2 separate regions of the Homo sapiens genome follow, and region 1 is linked to region 2. Evidence: read pairs that join two places in POLR2A ChIA-PET (ENCODE). Cell type or tissue: GM12878. All regions are shown on one strand. Each heading gives the region's core, and the rest is flanking DNA. Links, peaks and the distances in the headings are about the cores only.

Region 1 (12,232 bases), core at 4,027-9,026, 87 kb before region 2:
CCCGAGTGTATCACCCACAGCCCCACGATGTGCAGTGGGCAGACCAGGCCAGCAGACACATGGCCCTCTATCTCTACTTCCTTCTGGGAGGGTCTGGGAGGCTAAGGTAGCCCTGACCATAGAAAACATGGATTTTCCAAGACGTCTTCCCTGGAGACTTCTGCTCTTGAACAATGCTTATCTATCACAAGGTTGAGGGCTCTCCTTATCTTTCAAGAGTATGAGGTGGCCTGTAAATGCTTCACTTATTAACTCAGCTCTGATTCTCCCTGGGAGGCCAAGGGCTGAGTGAAACTCTAACGTGGGCATGTGGACAGCTTGTGGTGCCCTGTAGCTCTGCACCATGGGCCTGCAGGTGCACAGCCAGTCCCATGGCCTCCAGAGGAGCAGCGCAAACCCTTAGCCTGGGTGGGGAAGGAGCACAGCGCCAACAGAACTACTGCTGGAGTGGGCCCCTGTCTATCACCAGCACCTGGAAGTGCCCCATCCCAGGCCTGTCCCAGCCCGGCATCTGAGCTAATTACAGCTCCGTTGTGGGGAGAGTCAGCCGTGTCAGTTTAACTGACAGCCCAGATAAGAGGTACTGGGCAGAGTCTCACAGGTTGCACAACAAACCACTCTGCCAACTGAGGGCAGAGGCAAGTCTTTTTCAGTCCCTATGGTCAGAAACGAATTTCCTGGATGGCTGTCTTCTCCACCTCCTCTCCATCTCTTATTTTTAGTTTTCAGGTTGGTCTGAATTAGGTTTTGGCTTTTTGGGGGTGGGGTGGGGGGAGGATGATGGGTGATTTTTTCTTTCACTCATTTAAGCATCAGCCTCGTATCTGGCATCTGGCCTGTGCCTTCCTTTCATGGTTCAAGATGTGCCCAGGGCTGTCGTATGTCATTGGCCAGGGTTGGGAGCCCATAACGCCAAGGCCACCAGCTCCACTGTGATGAGCAGATGAGCTTGGCCATGTGGCAAACAGTGAATTTAGTGCTGCAGCATGTTCAGCGGATTCATGAAGTCTTCTGCTCATTCAAGAAGGGATGTTCTCCCTGACAGCTGCATCCCCAAACTCACACCAAACAGCTTGCCAGTCAGGTGCCCCCACCCCCGTGCTATGAAGCTCTCCCCATAGAAGATCAATCAGCCTTCCTCTCCTGTGGGCTCCACCTGCACCCCTCGCTCCAACACCATCTGCCCACACCGTCCTGTGTAGTTGCTGTCCATTTATTCCATCTCCATTATAGTGTCTGTCTGAACAGCAAATATGAGGCTTCACAGAAGCATTGAAGATCTAAAAAGCATTTGTAACTGACTGTAAGCGAATTCAGCATGAGGCCTCAGGTGGCATACGAGCCTCTGGCACTTTCGTCTTACCCACACTTGAGACACTGTAGATCTCAAGGCAACATCAGGACCATCCAGGGCAGGTGGCAACAATTTTCTTTTAAAATTCCAAGGTAGCTTAAGCCAAGCCTGTAAGTGGATTGATAGGCCTCAGGTTCAAGACCAGAGAAAAAGAATAGGAGAGAAAAGTGACCCTCAAATGGCCAAGAAAAAGAAGGCAGGAGAGAAAAGAGGGAGGGCCACCCACGGTTTGCACAGGTGCCATCTCCAGAGCCATGGGGTGCTGCACCTGAGGCTGCAGCTCCTGGGCACAGCGGACCCGACCCTCCTGAACCAGGGGACCAGCAGCACAGGCAGCCGATGTGTGGCTCTCTCCAAGCTCTGAGCTTGGGGGCACTGAGTGGAGGGGAATATCCAGTTCGGAGGACCTGACGCTTCTGGCTCTCTGCTCCTCCAGGCTCAGCTGTTGAGTGCAGACACAGGCTCTGGGAGGCCAAGGACTTCATGACTGGGCTCACTCCCAGCAGGGCAAGTGGGGTCCTGGGGCCTGAGCCCCTGGCTATCTGCCACTGCTCTCTCAGACACCACGAAGGAGGCTCCGCAAAACACCATGTCCCTAACAAAACGGGATTTGACCGATTCTGTTGCACATTCAAGGTGTTAAAGCTCCAACCTGAATAAAGGCTGTGCAACTACATAATGCTGTAAACAGAGCCTCTGTGGAGCGCGTGCGTGTGTGAGCTTAGCTCCGAGCCCACATTCTCCTAGAGTGGTGGAGGGTCTCATCCCACCTCCCAGTCCCTCCTGGGCCCGCCCCCAGGAGCTAACCAGCGTCCGGAATGGCCTGGCTTTGGGTCTTCGCCGTGGCTATAGCCTCTCTACCTGGACCATCTGATTCCTGTTCTGAGCTGAGCCTCCAGCCCTAGGGTGTAGGGAGGCGGAGCTCACCCTCTTTTCCCTCCCCGTGAAGCCGCCTTCCTGTGCGCTAATGTTTTACCCTGGCTGAATTTAAACAGATGTGGTCAAGGATGGCGGGTCCCCAACGTGACCTCCCTGGCTCTGCTATGCATGCCTAATCCCCGTCCCCCAATCGATCACTCCCCGGACTCTCCCCTTCTCCCCTCTCCTATGCGACCACCAGTTGCTCACCAATAATTCGAAACTGCCTTTTTGACAGAGAAAATGAGTGTCAGCTGTTTGCCTACCACGCCTGATTCTAAGAATTAAAGTGAACAAAAAGTTAAGAGAGTGAATGTTGATCACAACAGAGTTCACTGGTAATGAAATGAGATTCCTGGAAACGTACTCTTCACCCTGGAGCTGGTTAAGAAGGAGATAGAGACCATCCTGGCTAACATGGTGAAACCCCGTCTCTACTAAAAATACAAAAAAATCAGCCGGGCGTGGTGGCGGGCGCCTGTAGTCCCAGCTACTCAGGAGGTTGAGGCGGGAGAACGGCCTGAACCCGGGAGGCGGAGCTTGGAGTGAGCCGAGATCGCACCTCTGCACTCCAGCCTGGGTGACAGAGCGAGACTCCGTCTCAAAAAGGAAGAATAAGAAAACACAGGCCAGGCACGGTGGCTCACGCCTGTAATCCCAGCACTTTGGGAGGCTGAGGCCGGCGGATCACTTGAGGTCAGGAGTTCGATGAAACCCCGTCTCTATTAAAAATACAAAAATTAGCCAGGAGTGGTGACGAACGCCTGTAATCCCAGCTACTCAGGAGGTTGAGGCACGAGAATTGCTTGAACCCAGGATGCGGAGGTTGCAATGAGCTGAGATGGTGCCACTGCACTCCAGACTGGGCGACAGAGCAAGACTCTGTCTCCAAAAAAGAAAAAAAAAGAAAAAGAAAAAGAAAAGAAATATTTTTCCTGGTCTGCTTCTCCATCCCCCATCATGGCTCTGACGGTCCCAGGTCACTGGTGGGAGCTTTCCCAACTGGGCCTGCCTGGGAATCCACAGCCTCTTGTCACTTGCTGTGAGCGAGTAGATGAACACCTGCTGAGTAAGAAGCTCCTCCTGGGATGTGGAGGTGGAGGCAGGGAATCCTCTCCTTGCAAATTAGCTCAGCCATAATGAAGAGGCGCTGATGGACCGATAGGAATTCACACCCTTCTTTATTCGGCATTCCAATGTGAAGTTGTCCACACTAGGACAAGAGGTTGAAAGGAGGATGATGTCACAGATTGAAATGGAAACTTGGTGGGAGACATGTGATGTGTGTGGTATGATATGTGTGTGGTGTGTGTGTATGCTGTGATGTGTGGTGTGTGTGTGATGTGTGGTGTGGTGTGATGTGTGGTGTGTGTGCAGGTGTGTAGTGTGGTTTGTGGTGTGATGTGTGGTGTGGTGTGTGTGTGGTGTGATGTGTGTTGTGCATGTGGTGTGATGTGTGGTTTGGTGTGTGTGTGGTGTGTGCATGTGTGTGTATAGTGTGGTGTGGTGTATAATATGGGTGTGGTGTGGTGTATAATATGGGTGTGGTGTGGTGTAGTGTGATATGTGGTGTGTTGTGTTGTGGCACATTGTGGTGTTTGTGGTTTGTTGTGGTTTGCTCTGTGTGTTGTGTGTGTGTGGGGGTGTGTATGGGTGTGGTGTGGTGTTTTGTGGTGTGGTCTGTGTGTGTGGTGGCGTGGTGTGTGTGATACGCGTGGTGTGGTGTCACATGTGTGTGGTGTTGTGTGTGGTGCTTTGTGATTTGGTCTGTGTGTGTGTGGTGTGTGCATGTGATGTGTGTATGGTGTGTGGGGTATGGTATGTTGTGTGTGTGGTGTGGAGTGTGTGTGTATAGTGTGTTGTGTGTGTATGGTGTGTGGTGTGGTGTGATTTTGTGTGTGGTGGGTGTGGTGTGGTATGTGTGTGTATGGTGTGTTGTGCTGTGGTGTGATGTGTGTGTGGTGTGATGTGGTATGGGGTGGGTGTGTGTGTGGTGTGTGGAGTTGTGTGTGGGGATGTATGTGTGTGTGTGTGTGTGTGTGTGTGTGTGTGTGTGGCGGGGGTGTATGTGGCGTGTGCATGTGCTGGAAAAGACAGGATTTCCGACATGAAGACCGGGGAAGCCTCTGGCTGCTGTGCCCCATCCTCAGCTGGGGGCAGCCCTCTCTGCTGCAGGGTGGAGGGAGGTAGGCGAGGATGCCGAGGCTCAGCTTCAAAAGGGGAGGACTCCCTGGAGTTGCGGAAGCCTTTAGTAGGGGGGAAGTAGGTGGAATGCGGGGGTCACTCCTTGCTTTCCGGAAACCCCAGTGTCCCCTGGGGTGGGGTTTCTGGAAACTTTCCCCTGGCCGTTTTCTCTCCATGCGCCTCTCCTGCTGCTCTCTCCTCTCCGCAGCTGTCGGGGAGCAGGCTGGGTACTTATTTCAGTCCCCTGTACCTGGCTCCTACAGCTAAGGGCCCTTCCAGAACAGGTTTTTCCCAAAGTCCCAGAGAAAGTGCTCACCAAGTGCGTGTTGATGATGAACCCCGAAATCAACGTGTGGATTTTCCTTCTGGTATTTGGGATTTTTTTTAAAAAAAGAGCACACCTTTGAGTTTTTCTCTCTTCTCTATAATATGCCACACGGCGAGGTTTCAAAGGTTATAGCAAATTGAGAACGAAAAAGGTTTTGAAGGAGCCAAGAGGAAAAGACTCCAGGTTCATCCTAATGTGAATATACAAGCAGGCCTCGTCTCATCTGTATAGAGCACAGGTCTATGGGACCACGCAGAGTGAGGGGATGAGACTCCTGCACTCAAGACTTTGCAGTCCTATTGGGGACCAGGTGGAAAACGTTATGGAACATGTGGAAACAGAGGAAAACCAAACCCATGCCTGCAGGAGAAGTGCAGGCTAGGGGATCTCTGCGCCGGGATTTTCGGGGAAGGATTCATGGGGGCGGTGGGAACGAGGGGGCCCCAGAGGATGAGTAAGGCCTACGTAGGGGGAAGGAGGGGAAGAAATCCTCGAAGCTGGTATGAGTGTGAGTGTATCTGAAGCGGGGTTTGCTGGGGATGTTTGGCTCTGAATGAGAGGGATGACCACTTGTTGAGCTTCCCATGTGCCCGGCCCCGCAGTGACATGTGTTAGCTCGCCTCATGCTTACCACAGCCCTGAGTCAGGTCTCATTATGTTCATTTTGCAGATGATAAAACCAAGGTTCAGAGAGGCTTGAGTCATGCGGTCCAGAAGGAAAAGCAATGGGACTCAAATTCATGTTGGCCTCCAAAGCCCCTGCTCTCAGTCCTACCTCTCAGGACCGGCCTGGGGGAAGACGGGAGTGTGGTGTTGAGTGGAAAAAATATGGCTGCCCAGAGAGGGTGAAGGGTCAATATGGGAGACACAAGACGGAGCAGAAAATCCTAGCCTTATCTCAGGAGGACGTAGAGAGTCATGGTAGTTCTTTGCTTATGGGAGGGATGTGGAGAAACGGGTGTTTAGAACAAATGAGTTGGTCTGGGTTTCCTGGAAGATGCCAGAGGGCAGGGAGACCACCCAGGAGTGGGCAACATGGCCCTGGCTCAAGGTGGAGGATGGCAGGAGAGGAGAGAATGGAGCAGACAGACATCTGCCCAAGTGTTCCATGGTACATTAGTCAGTGTCCCATAAAAAAGAAGGCCTATGGGTGGTCAAATTTGGAGTGTTCTGGGTTGAACAGAGTAACAGAGTAATAGAGTCATTGCTCTATTGTGGAACTTCTTTTTTTAAGATGGAGTTTCACTCTTGTTGCCCAGGCCGGAGTGCAATGGTGTGATCTCGGCTCACTGCCAGCCCCCCCTCTCAGGTTCAAGAGATTCTCCTGCTTCAGCCTCCCGAGTAGCTGGGGCTACAGGCGTGCGCCACCACACTCAGCTAATTTTTGTGTATTTTTAGTAGAGACGGAGTTTCACTATGTTGGCCAGGCTGGTCTCGAACTCCTGACCTCAAGCAATCTGCCTGCCTGCCTTGGCCTCCCAAAGGGCTGGGATTACAGGCGTAAGCCACCATGCCCGGCCTACTGTGGAACTTCTCATAACCTTTGATATGCTGATATGACTGCAGAGGGAAATGTAATCTGCAGTGTTTCTCAGACTCATTTGACCATGAAACCCAGTTTCTGCCAAGCACCTCCTGCAGCTGGCGTTCCACAGAACACTCTGAGAAATATTGTGGCGCCTGGTCGCCCTTACGTCATGGGTAATGTGGATGATACGCTAAGTTGGAACTTTGGGTGCAGAGCCCAGGCTCTTGTTTCACTGACCTACTGAGTTTTCTTGCTTGTTTTGTTTTCTGAACCTTGCTTTAACCTTCCCTAGCAACTGGGATCTCTTCCCCAGAGTGTGCTGCTGAGGGGATCTTGGGACAACGCACTTGCTCTCATTGTGCCAGGCCTGCAGGCGGGAGTGGACTCACCTTGCCAATGGCCCTTCTCTATCCTTGCTGAGGACCATGATGGGCTTATCCTGCTTGGCAGCTCTGGCCAGGCCTGGAAGACCTACACTCACATATGAGTAGTTACAACTCAGCCATCCTCTGTCTGAAGAACATTCTGCCCCAGGGAAGACATCAACAGGGATGTCAGAACAGCCTGGGGGTCATGGCCAGATCACAGTAAAAATGGCAATACGACTGGCTTGCTACAGAAGAGAATTCAGAATAAGAAGTTCTCTCGGACTCCATCCAGAGGGTGTTGCAAAGAAACCAAAAGAACCACCTTAGAAGGTCTCACTGGTGGGGCAGTTTTGAGCCCTCAGGGACTTCTAGATGGTAAGAGTGAAGAGTGTTTAGGAAGAAAGACTTGTCTGTCGGCGTAGCTACTAGCTACATGCATGTCTCCACTGAGGACACAAGGACCAGGCTCTAGAGACAATTCAGCCGATTGGGAGTCTAGAGACCAGAACTTCTAACATCAGCCCAGACACCAATGGGCTGGCTGACCTCAGGGCAAATCATTTTATGTGGTTTCCTCCTTTGGAAAAAAAAAAGAGAGAGAGAGATATATATATAAAATCTGATCTACCTCTTAGAGGTTCAGGGTGGTTTCTGTTTTGCTTTTTGTGAGGAGCAACTCATAAAAATGATACCAAACTCCTCTGAAAATAAATACAGGCTCTATGCATTTCTAACAATAATAGCAAGTATTCTCATTGGGATTGTGGCTCAATTTACCATGATAAAATCACTGGTAAATTTCTAAAAAGTTACCTCTTTGTGCACATACCTTCTCTTAGAAAATGGTTTTCTGTTAGAGGAAAATTAAAGGACACTCGGAGTTACTCATTTGGGAGTTTATGTTTTTCCTTTCCCCCATTGAATAGCTCTCTGGGGAGGTTTCCATTTTGGTCATATTTCAGAAATGACTGAACGTCAGATTCTGCACTCTCACTTACTGAGAACGAATTTAGAAAAAATAGTGAGATTAGCAGATAAGTAAACAAACATTAATTGAGGCTCAAATTGTAGAAGTACTTCGGGCAGTATGGAATTACATGTTTCCATATTCTTTGTTAGTCTGCATGAAACCAAAACCCAGAAGGTTATATTAAACATAATCACCTAACTCCATGGGGCCCTGGGAGGAATTTTTAATGTGGCAATTGAAAGGCGTGTGATTGTGCAAAACACAATGGCACAAATGAGTGTTCCTGTTGCTTTCGTTTCTTTCAGAAGGGAATTAGCTCTGGGGGAGCACAGAAGAGTACCAAATTTCAGACCTCCCTCCCACCCCAAAGAGGAGAAACACCCTGTTGGACCTCACTGATCCCCTAGGAAGGTGGATATGAGTCCTATCTGGAATGAGGTCTTAATACAGGTTTTATGTTGTGAGAACCTGGCCCCTGGCTCCCAGGAGTGCTTCTAAGTTAAAAACTTCATTGCATTCATTTTTTTTGTTGGTATTTAATACATATTTCATAGACTCCCATCTTAAAAGCTTTCTGATTGATTGGCGGCAGAGAGCCAGCTCCCTTATCTAACAGGACTAAGTCCCCGCTTTCTCCGTAGTGGCCAAGTCATCGGTGTCTGCAGTTAGACTGAGAACATCCAAAAAGGCCGAACAGAAGGTGGAAGAGGCTGCTCTGTTATTTCTCGTCTGATGTCATGCCCTTAGTTAGTTGCACCTGATAAGTATTCACCCAGTTCCTCATCCTTTCTCCTTTGGAGCCTAAGTGGTCTTGCGGGTGTGTGGTTTACTGGGTACTGTGGCCTTCCCTTCTGCATCCAGCTGCCAGTGGCTGAGAGGTCCTTTTAGCAGAGGAGTAGCTCTCCGCAGTAGGATAACTATAGACCTGGATCCCAAGGCCTTCCTGCTCAGCCCTGGGGTATTCACCTCTACCTCTCCATTGTATTTACATCAACGAGGAACCCCTTGGACCTGTCCTGTCCAATACATAACCACTAGCCACATGTGGCTATTTAAATTTAGATTAAGTTAAATTAAATTAATTTTTTTCTCAGTCATTTCAGTCACATTTCAAGTGCTCAATAGCCGCCCTGTGGCAGGTGGCTACTGTATCAGACAGTGAAGGTGCAGAATACTGCTGTCATTGCGGAAGGTCTATTGGAAGGTGCTGCTTCAGAGATCACCCAGCCAATGCCTTGATTTTTCTAGAATAAGAAACGGAGACCCATAAAGTTTAAATGACTTTTCCAAGAATATCCAGGAACGTATAATAATATGTTTCCTGGCCATTTTGGAATTCTTATCAGAGGAAGATGTTCTTTATTTAAGTCTTGATTTTTGAAAGAAATATTCCCCTTCAGATATAATTTGATTTTTACAAGTAAGATAATGTAATATAACAATGGTCTTGAACTATGAAAACACTGGATACATTTTGGAGAGGCTCACCGTGATATATTCAATACTATCGAAATGATTTTCTTATCTTTAGTGGCCAGTGAAATTTCACAAGAGAGAAGTCTAGATTAGTTTTTGGAGACCAAGAAACATTGGTGTATTTATTCCTTACCTGGGAGTGTGCTATTAATACGATTATGCTCCTGAAGACTCTTGGAAACCTGAGATCAGTTATATGAGAAAACCAAAGGGCCAGCTGTGCCCTGGAGTCATAGGAATCATTATTATAACGTCCACAGTCTGTCGGCATCATTGGTCAGACACAGGGTGAGAGGACAGTAATACAGGCTCACCACGACACGTGTGTCTTTAACATACTTCATAAACACTTAGCCTCCCTTACAGCCAAGACAGACAATAAATGTCTCTCTCACTCAACTGTGTCCAGGATTTACACAGTGCCTCATGCAAGGTCTCACTGCAGGCCAGAATTCACAGAGGGTGGGAGGGCTGAAGACTTGCTCCATTGCAGAAATCAACACAAAGAGCCATTGAGTGTTAAAGATGGGGGAATTCAGCACTTGAGGACTCAAAAAAGGTCCTCCTGTAGAAGGGGCCCAAAAAGTTCCTCTGAGAGTCGCCTTTCTTGCTAGACTTCTTTGTATACAATTTGTCGCTATGGAGAGAGATCAAAGGGAATTCTAGGCAATTGTTTTTAGTTACTAACTCAATGAAATTGATCTGCAATTATTCTAACAGGTAACTGAACCATGGTACAGAGAGAACATAAAATAAAGAATCTGGGCTTGCTGTGGTCTTTATTAATTTCTTCTTTATTATGAATACCTCTGCTATGTTCTTCTAAGCCCCCACCCTACCATATGCGATAAGAAAATATAAAAGAGAGCAGCATAGTGTCTACCATTGGCACAATGGGTTGTGTTTCTCTGACTTTGGGGCCTCGACTTGTTGGAGAAGACATCATGAAATGCTTGTGTCCCCCAAGGATGTGAGTTTATTGAGCAGACCCTCGAAACTGGGGCAGCAGTAGAAGCTCTGGTGAGCGTTTGGGGTAAATTTTATGATAGGAGGCTAGCATGCCAGAATAGGAAACCAACTTGTAAGGATGCAGAGGGCAAGACACTAGGTCCAGACGGGTCAGAGAGCACCAATCAAATGACACACATCTGGGTGAGTCAAATTCAGAGCCCAGAAGGTCAGAAAATTAGCAAACTCAACACTGGTATGCTGCTCTCTTTTGTAATTCTACCCCATATGAGTAAGCAAGGGCTCCTTGAATTTTCTGACAGTCAAGAGGGAGGATTAAGGAAGGACAGATGATGGGGTCTTCATAGTGGTTCCAAGAGTATCTTCCACCTATCGGGATGGGCCTTTCTCCCACTTGGGACTCAGCCTGGAGATGTGCATGCAGCTTCCTTGATGGGGCTGCTGGTTCACAGCACCCTAACCATTCAGGGGCTGGTAAATTTCCCTTTCTTGGGAATAATTCTTGGTCCCACAAGGTATTCTTCCTTACTCTTGACCTATTTTGAGGAGGAAATGGGGACAGGAACGATTATACAGCAGGTATTATCCCTGTATACTTTGGGAATAGAGCTAGGGAAGAATTTTGAGAGATTCAGAGTGGCGGTGAGGGCAAGATGAAATGAAACTGGAGAAAATTGCTGAGCTGTGGCTGTGTAATTGGAGGAGGCTAATCCTTGCAGAGAGGCACTTCTGGGCACCAGAACTTCTCTTCTGCAGATGACCATCTCCCTGAAGGCTGGCGCTTCTGGTTCAAGATGGCATGGATGGCTGGGAGCTGCCTGCACCAGCTGGTGGTGGTGGTGGGGACCCACAGGCCTGGGTGATATGGTCTGGCTGTGCCCCCACCCAAATCTCATCTTGAATTATAATCCCCACATGTTACAGGAGGGACCCAGTGGGAGGTAACTGAATCATGGGAGTGGTTTCCCCCATGCTTTTCTCGTGATAGTGAGTTCTCTTGAAATCTGATGGTTTTATAATCATCTGGCATTACTCCTGTGGGCGCTCATTCTCTCTCCTGCCACCCTGTGAAGAGGTGCCTTCTGCCATGATTGTAAGTTTCCTGAGGCCTCCCCAGCCATGTGGAACTCTGAGTCAATTAAATCTTCTTTCTTTATAAATTAGCAGCATTAATTTAGACAGACTAATACACTGAGGAAGAGTAGGGTGAAGGTTAGACTTTACATACATAGTACCATGCTGAGTTTGGTTTCAAGGGCCAAACTGGTGAACTCAGAAAGGGAAGCCTGATGTAGTTGGAAAAGTCAAACCTCAGCTCCACTACTACTAGCTATGAGGCTTTGTGAAAATAAATTAACCACTCTGAACCTCAGCCTCTTTATCTGTGGTGGTAGGCTGAATAATGACTCCTCCAAAGATGTCCACATCCAAATGTTCTGAAACTTGTGAATATGTAAACTTACATGGTAAAATTGACTTTGCAGTTGTGATTTAGTTAAGGATCTTGAGATGGGGGCAGAATTTTGGATTGTCTGGGTGGGCCCAACCTAACCCTAGAGTTGTTGTAAGAGAGAGGCAGATCAGAGTGAGAGTGAGGAAAGCAAAGGCTGGAGTGATGGGAGGAAGGGTCACCACCTACGGAATGTTGGGGGGCCTCTAGAAGCTGGAAAAGGCAAGGATACAATTCTCCCCTAGGGCCTCCAGAAGGGAGGCAGCTCTGTCTACAACTTGATTTTAGCCCAGTGAGACCTATAAAATGCAAAATAAAGGTACTCATCTCATAAGGCTGTTGCCACAGATTAAAGGAGACAATGTATCTGAAGCACTTAGCATAGTGTCTGCCACACACTAGGTGCTGGGTAAAAGGTAGATTATTTTATGCTTTTTTTTTAGAAATTATACGATCCGAGCCAGGGTTGGATTCCATCTGACTTAAAGCCCAACCACTACATTATAGTTAAAACAACTTGTAGTGGTTGGAAGTGGATGCAGTTCTTCCAAAGAATCCGTGGTAAAACATTTTAGGATTGCTGGAACTCAAGGAGATGCTTCCAAATTCTTTATCTCAGAAAACTTTTGGGACCCCAGCATCCCCTTTGGATAACCTGTTGCATCATCAGGCCTCCAGACATGAGGC
Region 2 (12,232 bases), core at 4,589-9,588:
TCTGTGGAGTTCAAACTGCTTTATGCACATTTCATCATTGCTGTACTTACATGGATTTATTGTCTTTATTATACACATGTGACTAATGTACCACACAACGCTTAATATTTACTACAGGAATCTCAGTTTTCAACTAGCTTTTTAATCTATGGGTATTACTGACTGCCTTTAATTTATAATTAGTGGAAGTCTGCTAACAATAAAAACCATAGCATTTTACTGTTTATCTTTTAGCTCAATTCATTTTGTACATGATATGACCATTCTTGTTCTTGAGTATGAACCATATATTATTTTCTGGCCTTTCTTTACAATTCCACTTATGGCTGACCTTGAACCAGAATAGGTCTGTGATTTTACTTTCCAAAGTCCAATACATGTATTTTTCTTTTGTTCATGTTGATATCTGCATTGGCACACGTGAATTTCCAAATTTGGTCTTCACCTTTTCAGTTTTCATAGGCAAAAAATAAATTTGGATGATGCAATAGTCAGTAAAGAACTCCAAACAAAGGTTTTCTTGACTAGCTGGAGGATATATGGAAATCCCTAACTGTGGTGTATATAAACTGTAAACCCAAGTTTATACATTGTCAGGAGTTAATAGAACTTAAGATTTAGTAGCATTCTTTAGTACTAGATTCATAAAGAGAAATGAAGAAAGAATTGTCATTTGATGTTTTTGTCCTGACAAATAAAAATAGCCAACTGCTTAGCCCACAGCTGGGGCATTCTGTTTTCTTTTGTCTTCTTTTCATGTGAATATCCATCTTCATTATTGAAAACAGAAACTCCAACCTTAAGCATTTCCCTGTTTTTGCAAAAAGGATATTATATCAACAGTCCCTTTTAAGAACAGGAAGTTATCGTTTCATTCTACACAAGTCCCTACAGTTTTCATCTTGCCCTGGTGTGTCATCTGTCAGTGTGACTTTAGGAAGGTGAGACAGGTATGGCCAGATATGAGAGATTTTTAAAAGTCACAGTGTCAACAATGGTGTTATAAGGGGAGTGTTTAGTAACAGAGCCATTTATTTTAGGAATGTTTTTGTACCCTGGTAATCCTGATATGATAAGGCTTTAACAAGGTCAACTAAGTAACCTGTAGTCAATATCCTCATTCAAGAGAGGTCAGATGCTTGGGGACTCACAGCTGTACAGATGTACTGTGTGCCCTTTTATCTCTCCCTTATGCACATGCCGTTCTCTCTACCTAGATAAGTGGGCACCTCTACCTCTATGATTTCTCTTTCAGGACTCCGTGTAGTTATCATTTCCTCTAAAAAGCCTTTCCTAAAACCAAGTTGGATGTCTGTTTTGTGGGCACAGCCCCCTACACCCACCCCACTTATCCTAATGGGTTGAAAATACCAGGAAAAACTTCAGATAAAGACCATGCCCCAGTAAATAGCTGAATAAAGAACAGGTGAAGGGTGTCAGAAAAGCAAGAAATGGAGACAGAGGCTTGGAATGGTCTTCCTAGTATTGTTGTTGTTACCTCTACATGGCCACCCTGGGGGTACACGTGGAGCTGTGGAAATCTCTAAAATCAAAACCAGGCCAGGCTTAGAATTAGTTCGACTAATACAGATTACGTTACTTGAATGTTTTCAAATGCAGATTTTGCTTTTTTATTTTTCTTTGCTCTTTATCTCATTAAAATAAACAGTGGTATGGCATTCCCATTTGAACCAGGTCCAGCTCTGAAAGCTGGAGCAGTCTTCAGATGGCATGCTCCATTTGGCCCCTGCTCATAGGGCTGGCGTTCAGACCATGGAAATATCAGCAGAATCGAATGCACTTGGGCAGTTTCCATAAACTTTGTAAGTATACGATCAAAGTTAAGACAAATGGGAAACACAGAATAATTAATAACAATGGTGAGTGGAAAATGCTAGCAAGCCATAACAATCCAAAGCATGTTTTCTATCTCTTTTTAAGCAGCTATCTGTCTTACCCACAAAGACACTGCCTGAAAAATGAATTCACCAGCTCTATATCTGAGGCAGAATGACATATGGAAATAGTACAGTCTTTGGCGTTAGACCTGAGTTTCAGTGCTAGCTCTGAAACTTACTTGCTGGCTGCATGGCTTTAGCAAGTTCCTTAAGATGGCAGGGCCTCTGCTTCCTCATCAACTTTTACAATTTTGGAGGTTTAGAGAAAATATAAGTACAAGTGTTTAGCACATCATAGGGGTTCAATAAGGGATGACTAGTGCCATCATCATTATCTTCAACACTACTGAAGAAACAGTAAAATAATCAGTTTGGAAATTATGAATGACCCTAAACTGAATTGGAGTTTAATTATATAGGTGATAGAAATAAAGATTGGAATAAGCAAATTAGAACATAAACTGGAAAATATTTAACAAATGTAAGAAAGCAAACTTTTGAATAATTTAATTATACTCATTTTACCATAATACTATGTATACATCAACAAATCTTAATTTGTATTAATTTGTAATAATATTAATTTCAATTTATAATACTCATAATCCTTAAATTATATATTAGCTGAACAGTATATTATATATCCTTCCAGAAAATGCTATGAATATACATGCATTTGTATATGTATCTAATTTTTTTCTCATCAATAAAATAATATTATCCATACAGACTTCCACTTTTTCCCTCTACAATAAATCTCAGACATTTTAAAATGTGAGTTCATATGTATCCATCACCTTTCTTAATAGCAGCATTTTATTTCATATCAGTTTACCAATTTAGCCAGTACCCTACACAGACATTTCTTTTTTTCCCCAAGTTTTTTTTTTTTTTTTGCTGCAAAATTAAAATACATAATGCTGTAATAGACATCCTTACACATAGGTAGAAAAAACTTGTAGAAGTGAAATTACCAAGACAAAGGCTATGTAAACTTAGCATTTTCAAAATTAAGGTCAAAGCGCTCTCCAAAAACTTTACAAGAATTTACCCTCCCATTAACAGCATATAAAAAAAAAAAAAAAAGAAAAAGAAAAACAACCTAGGCTTTTTTACACTTGCTTCTCCCAACTCTCTCTGTCTAGGCTTGTCCCAGGGCAGAAGGTACAATCCAGTCATACTAATAACTGATTTAAAGGGTCACCATTCAGCATTTAGCCATAATTCATGATAGTTCCTTGTAGTTATCTTCTGTTGTTGCTTAGTCTGAAACCATAAACAACGCTGGAGGTCAAAAAGTTCCTGCTTGTCCTAGGTTAGGTATATCAAGTTCCTCTAGTTGAAGGTCCCTTAACTATGTAGGAAGAGCTCCCCCACCCCTAAAAGAAAAAAGCAAAAGTAAACCAAACCAATCACAGATAAACTGAGTCAAGTCATCTTGTATGTACTGAATGTTTTTCTGCGTTAGGCTCAGCACTAGGGGGCTTTTCATACATTATCTATTTTAGGTTCTACGTATTTTTGAGGAAGCCCCCCAGATTGCCGAATTATACCTGGGAAAACGAGAACTGGTGTCCCACCCCCCACCCACCGCATCCAATGAAGTGCTGCTTTCAATCAGCAAAAACAGGCCATCCCACTATCAGCCAGAAATCCCTATTAACAGCCGTTTCTGAGATAACTGATGTTCTCCGTGTGACTCTGAGGCTTGGTGAGATATTTAAGTGTCTTTTAAGTCATTAGAAGAGATAAATATGTGTTCAGTATAGTTGTGGTGTCAAGTATATTTTGTTGTATTTGAATTCTATAAAAATCTGTTGTGGAAAAGTGGTCTATTGGGTATTCCCAGATTAAATAGAATGTTGAACTAACCAGAATACGTCACTCTTCTAGCTGCCTGGGGGTTTACTGCACTTAAGATAAACTGGGATTTACCATATTACTCAGCCCTGATCTTGGCATCATAAATCTTCTCTTCACTTCACTCTCACTGTCACACTGAGCGAAAGAATAGAGGCCCCCTCTCCCAGGATAAAAAAATGTGAAAAAGGGTAATTTCCCATCATTCTCCCTAAAAAGAATCCCATGTAAGACTGTTGAATCCACCCTAAATAATAATCTCCAAATTAACAATTACCACCCTGAGATGAGAGCAAATAAAAAATTGGATTGGAATGCAGAGCTTGACAAAATGATTCCATGCCACGGGACATTCTCTGTGATTTGCGAATACAAATGATAGCCCATTCTTTATTTAAAACATCTTTTCTAAGGTCAGGTTTTTGAAACTTAATCTACATCTTCTCTCTAAATTAATAAGGTTAGATCCCAAGTACAAAGGAATGTCCCATGAAGTATCAGAAGCTGGACACCAATAGTATTGTGAGATATAAGTCAACATTTAAAGTCCACTTTTCACTTTCAGATGGCAGGGACACAACTGCCACCCAGCCCATGCTCCCTGCAAGGGAAGAAGGGATTCTCCCTTCCTGAGGGTCAAGCCCCTGGAGATTGTTCTCAACCCTAGAAACCATGGGCCTGCCCCAGTAAGTGAAAGTCTTATTTTACTTTATTTATTTTTTAAAATTTTACTTTAAGTTCTGGGATACATGTGCACCATGTACAGGCTTGTGACATAGGTAAACGTGTGCCATGGTGGTTTGCTGCACCTATCAACCATCACCTAGGTATTAAGCCCCACATGCATTAGCTATTTGTCCTGATGCTCTCCCTCTCCTCGCCCACCCTCAACAGGCTCCAGTGTGTTGTTCCCCTCCCTGTGTCCATGTGTTCTCATTGTTCAGCTCCCATTTATAAGTGAGAACATGCAGTGTTTGGTTTTCTGTTCCTGTGTTAGTTTGCTGAGGATGATGGCTTCCAGCTTCATCTATGTCCCTGCAAAGGACATGATCTTATTCCTTTTTATGGCTGCATAGTATTCCATGATGTACATGTACCACATTTTCTTTATCCAGTCTATCATTGAGGGGCATTTGGGTTGGCTCCATGTCTTTGCGATTGTGAATAGTACTGCAATAAACATACATGTGCATGTATCTTTATAACAGAATGATTTATATTCCTTTGGGTATATACCCAGTAATGGGATTGATGGCTCAAATGGTATTTCTGGTTCTAGATCCTTGAGGAATCGCTATACTATCTTCCACAATGGTTCAACTAATTTACATTCCCACCAACAGTGTAAAAGCATTCCTATTTCTCCACAGCCTTGCCAGCATCTGTTGTTTTTTGAAGTCTTTATTTTATTTATTTTTATTTTAGCAACTATAATAACTTGGTCTTCTAAGGACAGACCCATCTTCAACTGAATTCCACTTCTGAGGCAGAAAAAACTTTGTGAGATTCCAGTATATTCAAAAACAGTTAATTTGTATTCAGTAGTGTCACTAACCTACTCATATGAAAAAACACTTTGTGTGTATGAAATACATCACACTTTAAGTAGCTGAGGTGGGTTTCTGGTGAAATCACTCATTGTAGGCATCCATGCATAAGCAGCTGCTTACTGAAGAAGTTAAGCCAGCCTTGGAGTTCAGGATAAGCCCTAAAGGTTTCTGATGTGTTAAGTGGAGATTCTGAAATCTGTGCCAGAGAGTAGGTTTTAGGCCGGTGCATTTGCAAATCACTGGAAAAAGCAGTGCATTTGAACCCCCTCAGGACAGACTGTTGCATGTGATTAATTAATCTCTGACCAATCAGAAATAACTAAGCGTTGAGGCTGAAATATGAAATTAAAAAAGAAAATTGGCCTAGTCTTCATTTCTTTTGCATTATTAAAAAATAACCTACAAATACGTTTGTTACATTTAAATCATCTACAGCCTGAGTGCCTCCTTCCTTCATTTGACAAACTACTCATTGAACTACTATGTGCAGGGTGCTCACCTAGGGCTTGGGAGCACTGTCGGGACTATGACAGGCATGGTCCCTGCTTTCATGGATCTCAAAGAATAAACAAGCACAGCATTGACTGTATAGAAATATTCAGAGAATTAAAGTAGGGTGATAGGAGAGGGAATGATTGGGTGTTCCAGGGGAGCCTCTCAAAGGAAGTGACATTTAAGCTGAGATTTGAAAGGCAAGAAGGAGCCAGCCCTGGGAAAGTTAGGGGCAGTACAATGTAGGCAGAAGTCACAAGTAGTGGAAGATCCCAAGGAGGGAGCAACCTGATGTGTTTGGAGGATCAGGAAGTCAGTTCGAGTGGCCCACAAGCAATGGGGGAGTGTGCAGTTGGTGAGAGCTGAGGCTTGAGAATCAGTGCGAAGGCAGTGTAAGATTTTGGAAATCAGATCGAGAGCCTGGATATTATTCTAGGATGACGGGAAGTATTTGGGGTGATAAGACAAGCTAAAAAGCATGGCCCATACATCTTTTCCACAAAGACCCCAAACTAGAGAGATGGCCAACAAGATGGCAGGTGTCCTGAGGTGCACGTCTATCCCTTGGTGCCCCTCACCCAAAGAGCCAGACTCTTGAAAGCACTGATGGCAGCTGGCTCCTTGGAATGACATCACCAGGGGATACCACGGCCACAGCACTTGCCATTGCATCAGCTCCAACCTGGTCAAGACCTACATCATCAAGACCTCCTCCTTCACCCCTGCCCCAGCATCCAGACTTAATACAGCTTCTCACTCCTCCCCAGAAATGCTTCCCTGTCTACTTCTGCATTTTCAATACACAGAAGGGTTTTGTCCCCAAGCACTGACAGATTCCATACTTCTGTGTAACTAATTTTGGCCAAAAATATTTTCAATATCTTTGAAATTCTGAATGCGTTTCATCAAGGAAACAAGGGTAATCAATTCTACAGCCATACTTGTTTCATGTATGAAGAGAAAAACTCCCAAATAACACCCCGTGATGAAATGTCACACTCAACCATTAAAGACCTATTTTTAGCAAAGTCAACCGCTGAGTTCTCAGCCAAATGAAAGGTCATGTGTTATCTGAGAAGCACATGTTACTGTGGTCATCAAATTGCTAATCTGGGGCAAGGTATTCCATGGAAGATGCCTGTTATGAAAGGAGAGTGTACTGTAGTGATTACTGCTATTCAGAAATGAGGATCAATCTACAAAAATGATAAGGAGAACATGAACTTAACAACTACATTTCAAATGATGTTTTAAACATGTCCATTAAAGTGACATTTGTGTGTGTCTGTGTGTGAGTGTGTGTGTTAAGAACTCTTAACATGAGATTTGCTTATTCTTTATTCCTGTTGAAGGGCAACTCCCCATTTCTCTCTTCCCCTAGGCCCTGACAACCACCACTGTGTTCTCGGCTTCTGTGAATTTGGCTACTGTAGATGCTCATATAAGTGGAATCATGCAGTATTTGTCCTTCTGTGACTGGTTTATTTCACTGAGCATGATGTCCTCAAGAATCATCCATGTAGTTGCATATGAAAATATTCTTAAGGCGGAGTAGTATGTATGTGTGTGTGTGTGTGTGTGTGTGTGTGTATACACACACACACATACAAATACACACACACATATATATACACATACATATATATACACACACACACACATTTTCCGTATCCATGCATCTGTGAAATGACATTCCTTGATATATATTATTAGTGGACAAAAATGTGCCCTGAGGTTTCAGTATGGTGGTCCATATATCAAACATATGGTTCTAAAATGATATCATCACATCTAGCATGGTATTGAAAAGACTGATGTAGATTTATTTCCTCACTAGTATGACCTTAAGCAAGATATATTATATTCCTAAATCTTGGTTCTTCATCTGTAAAAAATAAAAATAATCATATTCATCTTTCACAGGGCTGCTGTGATGATTAAATGAGATAAACCACACAACACAGCATATGACATAGTCACTGATATTCAATACATATGAGTTCCCTTTTCCTTTAGCTCTCTGCTCCCACAGTAATCCAAATTTTTGGCAAGCTAATAGTTTTTATTTTTCGATACAGTTATTAGCACCATCCAATCCCATATAAACCACAAACAGGCTGGAATTTTTGTCTATTTGTTTGATGCTGAAGCAGAAAAGTGTCTGCCAGATAGTAGGTGCTCAATAAATAGCCATTGAATGAAATGAATGAATGGGAAGTTACACTGGAATGAGGCTGAATGTGAAGGTCAGTCAAATATCTTAGCAGAATTATTGGATATGTTTTTAATGGAAGAGATACATTTTTAAACTTTTTTCTTTTTTTTTTTTTGAGATGGAGTCTCACTCTATTGTCCAGGCTGGAGTGCAGTGGCATGATCTCGGCTCACTGCAACCTCTGCCCCACAGGATTCAAGCAATTCTCCTGCCTCAGTCTCCCTAGTAGCTGGGATTACAGGCGTGCGCTACCACGCCCAGCTAATTTTTGTATTTTTAGTAGAGACGGGATTTCACCATGTTGGCCAGGCTGTAATAATATAGTGATTATTATAGTATACTCTATACTGTAGCATAGAGATTGAGGTTGGCACATCTCACATATGACTATGAATACCCAATCATTATGCTTATGAACTACAAAAAAATCAGCAGATAACTTACAAGTGCAGCCATGTTACAAAATAATTAAGTATAAAAACCATCTAATAAAGACAGCAGTGGTCCCACTAAACTCTGTGATATTTTAACCATAAACAAAGCATTAATGGGAAAAGTCTGATCCCAAGGGTTCCTGGATCAGCAGTAGGTCAGTGATACCCAGGAGAGCAGGAACCATGGCGTATAAGGCTTGCCTTGGACTCAGCTTCAGGATCTGAGAGTCGGCCTGGGGAAGTCCTGGTAACCTGCAAGGTCACCTCTATAGAAGAGCCAGTGGTGGCAGGCATCGCCTCTCCAGCTCTTCCAGCTTATTTTCCCATGATAGTGCAGTGATATATCATTTTAGAATTATGATTCTAGAATTATGTAGTCACATGGAGGGGGCATACCCAACATCACAGTGGATGGAAATCGACCAGAGTGACCCCAGAACACCAAGAAAACATCATAGTGGGGATGGAAACCTCCCTTGCTCACAAAGCTGGGGATTGGGAGCTAACTCTGCCACCAACAAGCTGTGTAGCTTTGGGTAAGTCATTGAATCTTGGTCCAGCAGGCCTTGGTTTCATCATCTGTCATTTATCAATACAGGCCGCTTTCATCTCTATCTCCTCACTTCAGAAGTCCCATGCCTGGACTGTGGCGGCCCTGGCTGGTATCCCTTCCCATGCCTTGCTGTTTTGGAAAAGTTACATGTGTAGAAACTACAGATGGTAGTAGGGGAGACAATAAGGAAGAAAAAGTCACTCCTTCACCTTCTTTTAAAGTACTATGCTCACAACTGCTCACATCTGGCACACTTCAATAGCAATCACTTGCAAGGTCCAAAAATCTTGAACCATGAAAGTGAAAGAAGGAGCTTTATCTTCAAAAGGAAAATTAAAGACCTGGAGAGGACCACTTGGGACCTTTTTATTACACCTAGATAATGGCAGGTATTATTGCTCTATGCAGCAGTATGTTTTTATGAATAGACTAACACACACCCTTAGGCTGTAAAATAGTGCTTTAGGATATAACATGTTGATTCAGATACAAAATAAAATACTGTTTGTATTGTAGGCTTTTAATGAAAAGTCTAAAAACACACCTATTTAACAAACCTCTATTTTTATAGGGCCTGCCTAAAAAAGCCTGCTTTAAAAAAAATCTAAGTATGGGTGGTCTCACACCTAGAAGTGGCACAAGAATCCTTTGTCAGACGACGTGTCTTAATTTTTGCCATGGAAAATGTGGTCACCATAATTATAGCCCAGAGAAAATAAAAGGTTTTTAAAATTCCATGCAGGAGGGGAATAAGAGTTTGTTAGCATTCAATAAAACTATAATTTAACCAGCTTTTAGGTACAGCGGAATCAGCAGTTAAATTACAGCACTGGACAATTCTCTATTTTACCTTGTGGCTATTTGTCGAAGTGTCTTATTTCCTCTTGGAGACCTAAGCTCCTTGGGAACAAATGCCAAGTTATCTGTATCCCTGTAACCTCTACCAGACCTGGTACACGGTTTGTTTTTTGTGTTCAATGAACCACAAAGAATCTTTCAGGAAAAATCACTTGAGAAATATTTCAGAGTAAGAGGAAATCAATGCATAACTTGTTAAAAACTATTTTCTTAGGCTGAAAGATATTTCAAATACACATTTTAAAAGGTTCATTTATGGAAAAAGTTCAGTTGTGCAGGCTCTGAAATGAGATTTAGCCAAGAAAAGCATCAATACTAATTAAGTATTGATAAAGAAGGAGGGGGGAGTTTAGCTAGGTAACTTAGTCACTTGGTTACTAAAACCTTCTTCTCGATGGAAAGAAACCATTAGAGATTGAGCGACTCATATTGAAGGAGGAGCTATAATGCAATCGTTTCTCTCTATGTATGGTCTTTTTTTTGGCTTTGAAATAAAAGGGTCAAAGGTAAATGAGCCTATTGAAAATTAATGAGAGCTGAACGCTGCATGCTGTTAATATGCTCACTTAACTCAGGCATCAAGAAAGAACCGTGCGGCCCTTTATCATACGGGATAAAATACAAAAGCCTTTATATACAATTTTTGTTTGTCAATTAAAAATAACTAAATAAAAATTTTAAAAACTTTTTTAAATAAAAGCTTTCCAGGAAGGTTGGGCGCAGAAGGACCTGAAGTTTCCTGCACATGGAAACATCATAGTTATGAGTTTTTCTCAGCTTGGATTTCCTGTATTTCTCAGATTTCTTAACTCCACAGTGCAACTTACTTTCCCTCTAACCATGAATATGCATCAATCAGAAATTCCAATATTTTAGCATCTGAACTCCATCTTCCTAACTGCATCTCATCATCAGAAGTAGCCAAAAAAAGGTCTTCTTCAAATCTATCTTCTTCACGTTTTGATTTCTTGCAACAGAAATAGGATGACGATAAATACAGGTGAGAGAAAATAATGTTTTCCCGAAATAGGTAAGAAAGTTATGGCTTGTTGACATGTGGCTGCCAAACACACATGGGTGGAAATCGATTTGAAGGGTTTGGGTCTGTGTAAAGATGCTGCATGACCTTCAGAGTCCAACCCGGCTAAGCGCCCCCTGCCACTTCCTAGCTGTGTGACCACTGACAAATCGTTCACTTTCTTTGAGCTGCTGTCTCCTGGTCTGAAAATGGAGCAAATGCTCGTACCTGCTACAGGTGTTCAGGGCTCAGACAGTGCAAGTCACAAGCTTATAGCAGCACCGTGTCTGTCATGTGGTGAGAACCCACTACATGGTGGCTATTTCTGGTGTCATCTTCTGCAGCAATTTGTCCTGCTTGAATTGTGCAGAATGCAATCAAATGCCAAACTCTTCTTGCATTTTCAGTGACAATCCTCTGGTGACAGCTACCTCAGAGGACGGTGTCTGTGAGGCGCCAGTCACTCCTACAGTTGACTCCCCCATGTCCACGTCTGCTCAATCAGGGGAACGGTCACAGCAGGAACAGAAAAGGGAAGGGAGAGAGGAAAGGAGGGAGGGAAAAAGGGAGAGAAAGGAGGAAGAAAGGAAGAAGGAAGTGAGGGAGGAGGAAGCTTTCATAAGATGATGTAATATTCAATTTCCCATCCTCATTCTTTGCCAATCGTCACCAAATATTTTGAATTCAAATGAAAAGCATGTTAGTCAGACATTGAGGGGTGAACCTGTCCCCTGTGAGAGAGCATAGTTTTGTTGGCAAATGGGAGTGGAGAGTAGAAAAGAAATATAAAACAAACAGAGACTCCAGTTAAACTGATCTGTCTTCCTCAGTCTGGTGTGGGATTTTCTCCATTGAAAATTTCTGTTTCTTAATATTGTATCATAAGGTGGATTTTATTTGAGCTTTTCAGGTTATTTGGTCTTTCTTTTGTAAGAAAGTAGTTTATTTGTTTTCACAACAAAGCAGAGTGGCTTCTGGTTGAGGAAGGAGAGAACTATGAGTTGAAGGAAGACGGTTTTGCATGACTATGCTATGCCCCTGTATACGCAAAGATGTAGAGACACACACACACAGACATACACACACACACACACACAGAGACACACACAGACACACACAAACACACACAGACACACACTGACATAGAGACACACACACAGACACACACTGACACAGAGACACACATAGACACAGAGACACACACAGACACACACTGACACAGACACAGAGACACACACACAGACACAGAGACACACACAGACACACACTGACATAGACACACACAGACACCCATTGACACACAGACACACATAGACACAGAGACACACACAGACACACACTGACACACAGACAC

The links. ChIA-PET counts read pairs that join two places held together with the same protein. Peaks named below come from ENCODE experiments on the same cell type or tissue, not always from the same donor. Only the 100,000 strongest peaks of a DNase experiment are listed, where the experiment ranks them.
Region 1: POLR2A ChIA-PET joins it to region 2 with 5 read pairs; 2 of 35 experiments call an interaction of 5 or more read pairs at or near these places.

The regions. Positions count from the first base shown.
Region 1 is chr18:63,099,691-63,111,922 of GRCh38, forward strand. No RefSeq gene overlaps it. Among named protein-coding and RNA genes, the nearest start is that of BCL2, 210 kb to the right of the region's middle. RefSeq lists enhancers at 6,880-7,009, 7,220-7,289, 7,310-7,359, 7,400-7,449. In GM12878, for the core only: no CTCF peak of the experiment used is centred there; DNase peaks (open chromatin) are centred at 6,411, 6,817, 7,145 and 7,625; H3K4me3 peaks cover 2,534 bases; H3K27ac peaks cover 3,175 bases.
Region 2 is chr18:63,186,222-63,198,453 of GRCh38, forward strand. The region is part of intron 2 of BCL2 (BCL2 apoptosis regulator); the gene reads right to left. It also overlaps the pseudogene LOC124904379. Among named protein-coding and RNA genes, the nearest start is that of BCL2, 130 kb to the right of the region's middle. RefSeq lists an enhancer at 11,337-11,396. In GM12878, for the core only: no CTCF peak of the experiment used is centred there; a DNase peak (open chromatin) is centred at 6,910; H3K27ac peaks cover 2,745 bases.